Linked DNA regions of Homo sapiens: region 1 is linked to region 2. Evidence: chromatin contacts called from ENCODE Hi-C data. All regions are on one chromosome and are shown on one strand. The core of a region is the stretch at or near the end of the contact, and the rest is flanking DNA. Distances in the headings are between cores, read along the strand shown. Region 1 holds the start of BABAM1 (BRISC and BRCA1 A complex member 1). Region 2 holds the start of SLC35E1 (solute carrier family 35 member E1).

What was found. Hi-C counts contacts between places; a loop is a spot of excess contacts on that map. Pooled maps may share reads with other maps.
Region 1: a pooled map shows a loop between it and region 2 (11-fold over the local background). The contact joins the promoter of BABAM1 here to the promoter of SLC35E1 in region 2. A Hi-C loop is called at or near these places in 2 of 37 single-sample maps with no recorded cell type and 11 of 50 pooled maps.

The regions. Positions count from the first base shown.
Region 1 is chr19:17,264,244-17,268,692 of GRCh38, reverse strand. It overlaps BABAM1 (BRISC and BRCA1 A complex member 1), which reads right to left and starts at 1,250. Exons shown (of 9, transcript NM_014173.4): 1 at 1,166-1,250. USHBP1 (USH1 protein network component harmonin binding protein 1) reads left to right here and starts at 3,948. Exons shown (of 13, transcript NM_031941.4): 1 at 3,948-4,022; 2 at 4,346-4,447. The coding sequence starts at 4,394. RefSeq lists enhancers at 762-1,473, 981-1,480, 1,741-2,200.
Region 2 is chr19:16,570,176-16,574,564 of GRCh38, reverse strand. It overlaps SLC35E1 (solute carrier family 35 member E1), which reads left to right and starts at 2,150. Exons shown (of 6, transcript NM_024881.5): 1 at 2,150-2,621; 2 at 2,983-3,053. The coding sequence starts at 2,201. It overlaps LOC105372295 (a long non-coding RNA gene), which reads right to left and starts at 2,015. Exons shown (of 3, transcript XR_936360.3): 1 at 1,757-2,015. RefSeq lists enhancers at 1,844-1,933, 1,241-2,115 and silencers at 2,034-2,253, 2,384-2,493, 2,654-2,783.

The DNA.
Region 1 (4,449 bases), core at 1-2,500, 700 kb before region 2:
CTTTGGGAGGCCGAGGCAGGTGGATCACCTGAGGTTGGAAGTTCGAGACCAGCCTGACCAACATGGAGAAACCCCGTCTCAACTAAAAATACAAAATTAGCCGGGCGTGGTGGCGCATGCGGATAATCCCAGCTACTCGGGAGGCTGAGGCAGGAGAATCGCTTGAACCCGGGAGGGGAGGCTGCGGTGAGCCGAGATCCCGCCACTGCACTCCATCCTGGGCAAAAAGAGCGAAACTCCGTCTCAAAAAAAAAAAAAAAAAAAAGATTGGTTACTAAGAAGGAAGAGGGGCGATGAGCCGCTTACTGATGATGAGTCACTCCTCTTAGGGAGTCACTTTCCTCAGCTGCAGAATGGCTGCCTTTTACACCTCTCAGCCGAGCAGCCACTCCGACATAAGATAACAGTCCCCCCTCTTTTTTCCTCTTTTTTTTTTTAACGTAGTGCTAGCCCCATGCCCCTACTCGGCCAGTGAGCACATCCCAGCTCTCTGGCCACTGAAAATGGCTCAGGGATGGGCACATGACCCAAATCAGGCCATTGAGTGGCAGCTCTGCAACTTCTAGCAGTGTCATCAAGGAAAAGAGACTCTCATTAGAGTTGCAGAGCTGGTAGAATAAAGTTGAGAGCTGTGAGGGGCCCCTTTTGCCTCGGTAAAAAGCGAAATGGTCTCCACCGAGAAAACTGCAGATCGAATTCTGACCACCTGGACCCAGCTCCTGTTAGACCCAATCTATAAGCCACCAACTTCCTTTTCTTCCTTAAGCCAGATTGAGTAGGGTTTTCTGTTACCTAAAACTGAAAATGTCTTGGTGAATAAGGGAATAATAACCTCTAGGACACCCTCGTCCCTAGCGGGTGTCTGCATGAGGGAGAAGCAAAATATTAGTACTGTGGTTCCCCTTGGAGAGAAACAGGACGCGAATGGAGCAGTTTGTCTATCTGGGAAATAGGCACGGGCTTCCCAAGATGGTCTTTGAGCGCCTTGCAGTCCCCACACCTCTAAGAAAAACAAGGCTTTAGCGGCAGCAAGAAGGATGGAGGCTACACTGCAGGAGAAACCAGAAATAAAGGCGGAAGCCCCAGGAAAGGCGAGGAGCTGGATCTCTTGGGGCAAAGGGAGCTGGGCCCCTAGGAACGGGCCCCACACGCTTTCACCACCCACCTTCGGCTCACCGTAGCCTGAACCTCCTTCTAAATCAGCCGCCGACTCACTAGGAAGCCGCCATCTTTACAGCCGGAAGTTGTACGGCGCAGCCCCGACGCCTCCTGGGAAATGTAGTTCAGCGGGCTGCAGAACAAGCAGAGACAGAAACTGGTTGAGGCTAGAAAGAACTTGGAAACTGATAGGCTGAAACTGGGTTGGGGGTGGGGTTTGGAGTGAGAGCTGCCTGGAGCTGGGTGCGGCGGGACCTGGAATGTGATTGGCTACACTGGAGCAAAGTATGAAATGTGATTGGATTAAAAAAATTAGTGAATTTTTGTTTTTGGCCGAATCAGACTACAATAGTCAGTGCTTCTACCGTGATAGGCTGAAACGTGGAATAGAGGTGGAGCTTGCAATGTGATAGGCTAAGAGGGACGGAGAAGGCCGATTTAGGGAAAGAGGAGGAGCTGATTGGTGATTGGTGGAGCTGGCCTGAGCCTCCATGTGGGGCAGGTATTCCCATGTGGGTGTGGCCTGAGCATCCAGGGCCCTTCCCAATTACTTAATTCTTGTTCCTTATTTTACATATATTTGCATGAATCAAAAAATACTTACTCTGGTCTTATTGGGTCACTGTAGGTGGAGCGAAGCTAAGTCGGGCCTATTTCAAGCCTACCTCTTTTTTCATGGCTTTTTTTTTTCTTATTTTTAGAGACAGGGTATCGCTCTGTCGCCCAAACTAGACTGCAGTCACGCGATCATGGCTAGTCACTACAGCCAAGCGATCGCTCAAGTAGCTGGGACTACAGGCGAGGACCACCGCATCAGACTACCCTAGGCTTCCTTCCTTTTTTTTTTATTTTTATTTTTTAGATGGAGTCTCACTCTGTCGCCCAGGCTGCCGTTGTCTTCTTAGTGCACACTTCCCCCTTAGCCCCAGAAGTATTTATTTATTTATTTTTATTTTTTTGAGACAAGAGTCTTGCTCTGTCGCCCAGGCTGGAGTGCAGTGGCTCAATCTCGGCTCACTGCAACCTCCACCTCCAGGGATCGAGCAATTCTCCTGCCTCAGCCTCCCAAGTAGCTGGGATTACAGGCATGCACCACCAGGCCCGGCTGAGATATATATAGTATTTTTAGTAGAGCTGGGTTTTTGTTGTGTTTTTTTTTTTCGTTTTTGTTTTTGTTTTTTTGAGATGGAGTCTCGCTGTGTCACCTAGAGCGGCTCTTTGAAGGCTCTAAGCCTTTGCCCAGGAAGTTCCTTCTGCCTGGAATGCTGTTCCTCCTGTTGCTTTTCTGGCAAGTTCTTTATGCTTCAAAGCTCACCTTACACAGCCCCTCCGGCTATTCTCGAATTAGAGCCTGGCCAATGTGGCCGGCTTCTTTGACCCTCAAAAAAAAAAAAACAACTGAGGAGTTGGGGGCAGTGGCTCACACCTATAATCCCAGCATTTTGGGAGGCTGAGGTGGGTGGATCACGAGGTCAGGAGTTAGAGATCAGCCTGGCCAATATGGTGAAACCCCGTCTCTACTAAAAATACAAAAAATTAGCTGGGTGTGGTGGCGCGCACCTATAATCACAGCTACTCAGAAGGCTGAGGCAGAAGAATTGCTTGAACCCAGGAGGTGGAGGTTGCAGTGAGCCGAGATCGCACCACTGCACTCCAGCCTGCGTGGCAGAACAAGATTCCATCTAATAAAATAAAATAAATAAATAAACTGAGGCTTCAAGTGGCTCTTAAATGTTTCTGGGGCTGGTGGGGTCGGTGGCTCATGCCTGTAATCCCAACACTTTGGGAGGCTGAGGTGAGTGGATCACCTGAGGTCAGGAGTTTAAGACCAGCCTCGCCAACATGGGAAAAACCCATCCCTAGCCGGGTGCGGTGGCTCACGCCTGTAATCCCAGCACTTTGGGAGGCCGAGGCTGGCAGATCACTTGAGGTCAGGAGTTCGAGACCAGCCTGGTCAGCATGGTGAAACCCTGTCTCTACTAAAAATACAAAAATTAGCTGGGCATTGTGGTGGGCACTTGTAATCCCAGCTACTCGGGAGGCTGAGGCAGGAGAATTTCTTGAACCCAGGAGGTGGAGGTTGCAATGAGCCAAGGTTGCGCCACTGCACTCTAGCCTAGGCGACAGAGCAAGACTCCATCTCAAAAAAAAGAGAACTGTCAGCCCACAATGAAGAGACAGGCAGAGAAGAAAAGTTCACAGGGGAGCCAAATAAAAACCATCAGCTCACGGGAACATTCTAGCTCTTTTTTTTTCTTTCTTTTTGAGACAGGGTCTTGCCTTATTACCCAGAATGGAGTGCAGTGACGTGACCACGGCTCACTGCAGCCTCAACTTCCAGGTGTTAAGCAATCCTCCCACCTCAGCCTCCTGAGTAGCTGGGACTACAAGCGTACGCCACTACTCCTGGCTAATTTTTATATTTTTTGTAAAGACGGGGGTCTCGCCATGTTGCCCAGGCTTGTCTTAAACTCTTGGACTCAAGCGATCTGTCTTCCTCAGCTTCCCAGAGTGCTGGGATTACAGGTGTGAGCCATGGTGCTCGGCCCATTCTAGCTCTTGAGAAATAAAATCCAAGAGTCAGAGCTAGAAGGGCCATGAGTTTGGAGGCTGAGAAGAGGAGGGGCTGAAACCTTGGGAGTCAGGTATGTGTGCCCCGCTAGGGCTGCAGGAAGCCGCTGTCCCCGAGAAGGAAACAACACAATAACAAGTCACGTGACCAGGGGAGGGGGTTTCCTGTTTCCCAGCCCCTCCCAGGCCAGGCTTGGCCAGCCCAGGCCTGAACAGGCAGTGGTCAGAGTGACCCCAACAGAGTGTCCCGGGACTCAGGCCTCTGATCAAGTTACCCCCAGAGGATCAGAGAGGTAGAGAGAGCTGAACCTCTCATTTAGGAGGGCCGGGGAGGAGAGGGAATTCTTGAGATCGCATTCCCAGGCTCAAATAGAGGAGGAAAGTGGACAAAGACGTAGTGAAGGTAAAGAAGGCAGAGAAGAAGGGGGAGATCAGGACAACCTTCTTAGGTAGTGAGCTCCCTGTCCAGGGAGGCATTCAAATCTGCCCAATCAACATTGATAACAAAATCCCTTCCTGAGGGGTAGTCAGTGCCCCATTTCACAGCAGAGGAAATTGAGGTTGTCCTTTGTCCAGGACAACAAAGGCAAGAGCTCATGGCAGGCTGTGGTTTTAGGGGTTGACGAAGGAGAAGCATTCAGAGGGCACTGGCTTCTGGACAGCAATGAGTGCCCGGGCCACGCGGCCCCGAAGCCGGCGAGGGAGGCATGCTCCACCCGT
Region 2 (4,389 bases), core at 901-3,400:
GCTGTGTGTGTGTGTCTGAAAGGCCACCCCATGGCCCTGGCCCCCAGCTGCCTTATTAGCTGGTTGGTGCTGACTCCAAAAAAATTTTTCTCCCTTGACTATAAAGTGCTCATCTTTTAGTTCCCCCTCGTCCCTGAAACTGTAGGCTAAGACTTTGGTTTTCCAGTTTTTCACTTTGGAATAGGTCATCTTACCCATATCTGCTTAATTTCACAAATGAAGAAACAGCTACACCTTAAGACATGCAGTCTCACAGGGCAAACCAAAGGTTCCTTCCAGCCTGTAAGACTACAGTCAGTCCAGAGCCAGTTTGAGAGCTAGCAGGGATTCCTGGCAAAAGCTTGGTGCAGAACACACTCCCCTCCCCAACAAAAGGCCATGGGCAAAGTGGCTTTGAAGGCAGGATGAGGTTGAACCCAGGCCTACCACCCACCAGCTGTGTGGCTCTGAGCTCATCTCTTCACTCCTGTGCACATGTCCCCATTTGGGGGGTGAGAATACCCCAGAGTTGTGAGAACTAAAACACAAAGCATGTCAGTGTGTCAGTGGAAGTATCTGACACTCAGCTGTGCTGTAGGGTGCCTATAGTTATACTTTCCTAATTTCACTGTGCCTATGTTTAACAGCTCTGCTGAGACATGGTGTCCCAAGGATGTGACTTTACTCTGATCCACAGAGGGTACAGCTGGAGGATATTAGGGTGCAGAGCTTGGCCTCCTATCAGCATCTCTAGAGTTTTGGGATAGGTTGCAGCTCCCCACTACCCCTGCCTGCAGGGACTACCATGCCTGTGTCCATGTATCCAGAAGGGCCTAGGGCCTTTGAGAATGCAAGGATAAGCTAAGATACCTTCCAACATTTGGGGAGCCAAGTTGGGTTGCTGCTTTCTACTTTTCTTTGAGACTGGGTCTCGCTCTGTCACCCAGGCTGCAGTGCAGTGGCGCCATCATAGCTCACTGGAACCTTGACCTGGGCTCAAGCCGATCCACCCACCTCAGTCTCCCTAGTAGTGGGTACCACAGGCGTGCGCCACCACGCCTGGCTAATTTTTGTATTTTTTGCAAAGATGAGGTTCTGCCATGTTATCGATGCCACGATCTCCAACTCCTGAGCTCAAGCAATCCGCCCACCTTGGCCTCCCAAAGTGCTGGGATTCCAAGCTTGACTCACTGCACCCAGCCGGTTGCTGCTTCTAATTTGACAAGTAAAAACACTGTAACGGAATTTTAACACCCTTTCCCCGAAAAAGTTGGAGGCACACGATGTGGAGAACAAATTATAGCCCTTGAATTAGTATAAGATCATCTTACTGAAAACCTCGTCCTGTTTTCCTCCACTGGGGCCTCCTGGGGCTGGTCCATCCCGGCTGGTCCTTGGACATCAGCCGTCAGGGCCCGGCACCTCCCCCTTCTGCAGAGCCTTGGAGACAGGTGTCCAAGGACGCTACCATGACCACGGTCCCCAGTGTGGCCAGGAAGCCTAAGACAAGTCGCTTCCCCATTCTGGACTTCGGTCTGTGAAATGCGGACAGTGATACCTACCGCACCGCGTTCCTAGGATTCAGTGGGATGATACCAGGGCCACGCCCGAGAACTGCGCACGTCGCGGTGGTTTCCAGAACATGATTCCAGGGATCGGGTGCTCCGGGATAGTCCCACTGCCAGAGTTTGGCCACGAGCGTGCGCCCCCAGTTTGCAGAGCGAGTTTAGCCCAAGAGCTTTTCACAAATGGTTTCTTTCCCTAAAAGGCCTTTTACCTTTGGTGTCAGCCGCCGCCAGCCATCAGGAATCAGGAATCTAGTTAGCGGTTGCCCTTGTATCCCTGGTCGAGGCCCTGATGTTTGGCCCACGCACAGACGCCGACGCTGCGAAGCCCTCCGCGCTTCTGTTCGCCCGTCCCGTTCGAGCTCCGGCTCCCGGTCACTGGGACCGCCCACGTCTCAGGTGGCACAGCTTGGACGCAGGTCTGTGTCCCCTTCTTCCGCTTCCGGCCTCGGCTCCGCCGGAAGCGCATCTACAGTGGACTGGGCCTGCACTCGAGACGTGGTGGCTGGCGCGTCGGCCGGCGCGGAGGGATGACGCGAGGAGGCAGCGACCAATGGGAAACGGCGTAGACCGGGGCGCCTGCCCCCCCGCCCAGCCCCGCCCCCGCCCGGCGTCGGGCCGTCGGACGGGCTGGAAGGGGCGGCCGCTCGGGCAGGATGGCGGCGGCCGCGGTGGGCGCGGGCCACGGCGCGGGGGGCCCGGGCGCAGCGAGCAGCAGTGGTGGGGCGCGCGAGGGCGCGCGGGTGGCGGCGCTGTGCCTGCTGTGGTACGCGCTGAGCGCGGGCGGCAACGTGGTCAACAAGGTGATCCTGAGCGCCTTCCCGTTCCCGGTGACCGTGTCGCTGTGCCACATCCTGGCTCTGTGCGCTGGGCTCCCGCCGCTGCTGCGCGCCTGGCGCGTGCCCCCCGCGCCGCCCGTCTCGGGCCCCGGACCCAGTCCGCATCCGTCGTCCGGCCCGCTGCTGCCGCCGCGCTTCTACCCGCGCTACGTGCTACCGCTCGCCTTCGGCAAGTACTTCGCGTCCGTGTCAGCGCACGTCAGCATCTGGAAGGTGCCCGTGTCCTATGCACACACCGGTAGGTTCCGCGCCCGGCCTCGGGGGCGGCGGCCGGGCCCGCCGCTTCGGGTTTGGGCGCATGGATAGGAGTGCGCCGCCCGGGGCGCGTCCCGCCGGACTGAGAAGTCAGCAGAGGGGCTGCCAAGGGTTTGGTAGGGGAGGGACACGCACGGGGTTCTCAGGGAGAAGAGGAGCTGAGAAGAGAGCTGAGAGGTAAGCAGGACAGACCACAACAGCCGTGGCAGGAGGAAGCCCTACCGAAAGAGAAGGGGCGAAGAGGTGTGAGGGGCTGCCAGGCCCTCCCATCCCGCCGTGGAGGTGGAACAGGTTGGGCCCTGAAATTCAGGCAGCCCCCTGAGTGCCCATCCCTCTCTTTGCAGTCAAGGCCACCATGCCCATCTGGGTGGTCCTCCTGTCCCGGATCATTATGAAGGAGAAGCAGAGCACCAAGGTAACCCCGGGCAGGGACTCTGGGCAGATGGGAGCTCCAGGGGGTTCCTCCCTGTTGCCAACTGGTGACGTGGTCAGGATCCTGGTCTGCAGGCTGCCTGGCTTCCCGTCAAATAGGGAAGTCAGTGTAGAGGTCTCCAGTGGCCTTTTACTACTCAAGTTCTAGAATCACCCTGTGAGCAGTGGTGTGTGGAGTATGTGTCCCTCTGTGATCTCTGCTGTGTGGTCTTAGGAACACTGTTGTCCCTTTCAGATCCAATTTTCCTCCCCGTTTTGATTCCCTACCTGGGTTTGCTGGTAGGTGATGGGTTGGTCACATCTTGGCCATACACCCCATGTGTGGCCTTTCCAGTGGGACTAGGGATGGATGGATCAGAACGCTGTCGGTTAGGTGTTCACTTTTTTTTTTTTTTTTTTGAGACGGAGTTTTACTCTTGCCCAGCCTGAAGTCCAGTGACACAATCTCAGCTCACTGCAACCTCCGCCTCCCAGGTTCAAGCAGTTCTCCTGCCTCAGCCTCTCAAGTAGTTGGGACTACAGACGTGCACTACCACACCTGGCTAATTTTTTTGTATTTTTAATAGAGACAGGGTTTCACCATGTTGCCAGGCTGGTCTCAAACTCCTGACCTCAAGTGATCCGTCCGCCTCAGCCTCCCAAAGTGCTGGTATTACAGGCGTCAGCCACTGCACTTGGCTAGGTTTTCACTTCTTGACAAGAGATTTCTGTCAGGGGACCTCTGGGATCAGAAGCCAGACGCGATCCAAGGAGTTCGATCTTGGCAAAATCCAGCAAAGTCTTAGAAATTAAAACAGCCAGAAGTTGTGATGGTCTGGGAACGGAAGCGAAAGTGGCACACAGGACTCAGGGCTGCATAAGGAGGATGCTTTGGGCACAGTCCAAATTCTGTTCAAGATGCCAAGCCAGGGTATTTCCTGGCTTGGGGCAAGAATAGCCATGGCTTTAGCCGGAGACAGCTTTATCCCGTATTCTTAAGTGGAAGTTGGGCGCTTGTTGTCTCAGCCGGAATCCATTTCATGCTGATGCTGGACACCGTGCCTCTTTTCCAAGTGGTTGGTTTCTGGCATGTTGTATTTTATGTAACTCAGAGAGGTAGTGCCCTGGATCGGCTTATAGAAATTGGGCCACCTATGGCTGATTTTTTTTTATTCCTGCCTGTCTTTGTCTCAGCAAGACCTGTGTGTGCTCTGTAGCCCTGCTCCCCCAGGGTGATGTCAGGCTGTGACTTGGCTCCTGAGAAGTCAGAGTTGTCCCTGAGGTGTGTAGCTGCATCACCGGATATCATCGTGTGTATCAGGTTTCCCCGTTGTACGGGA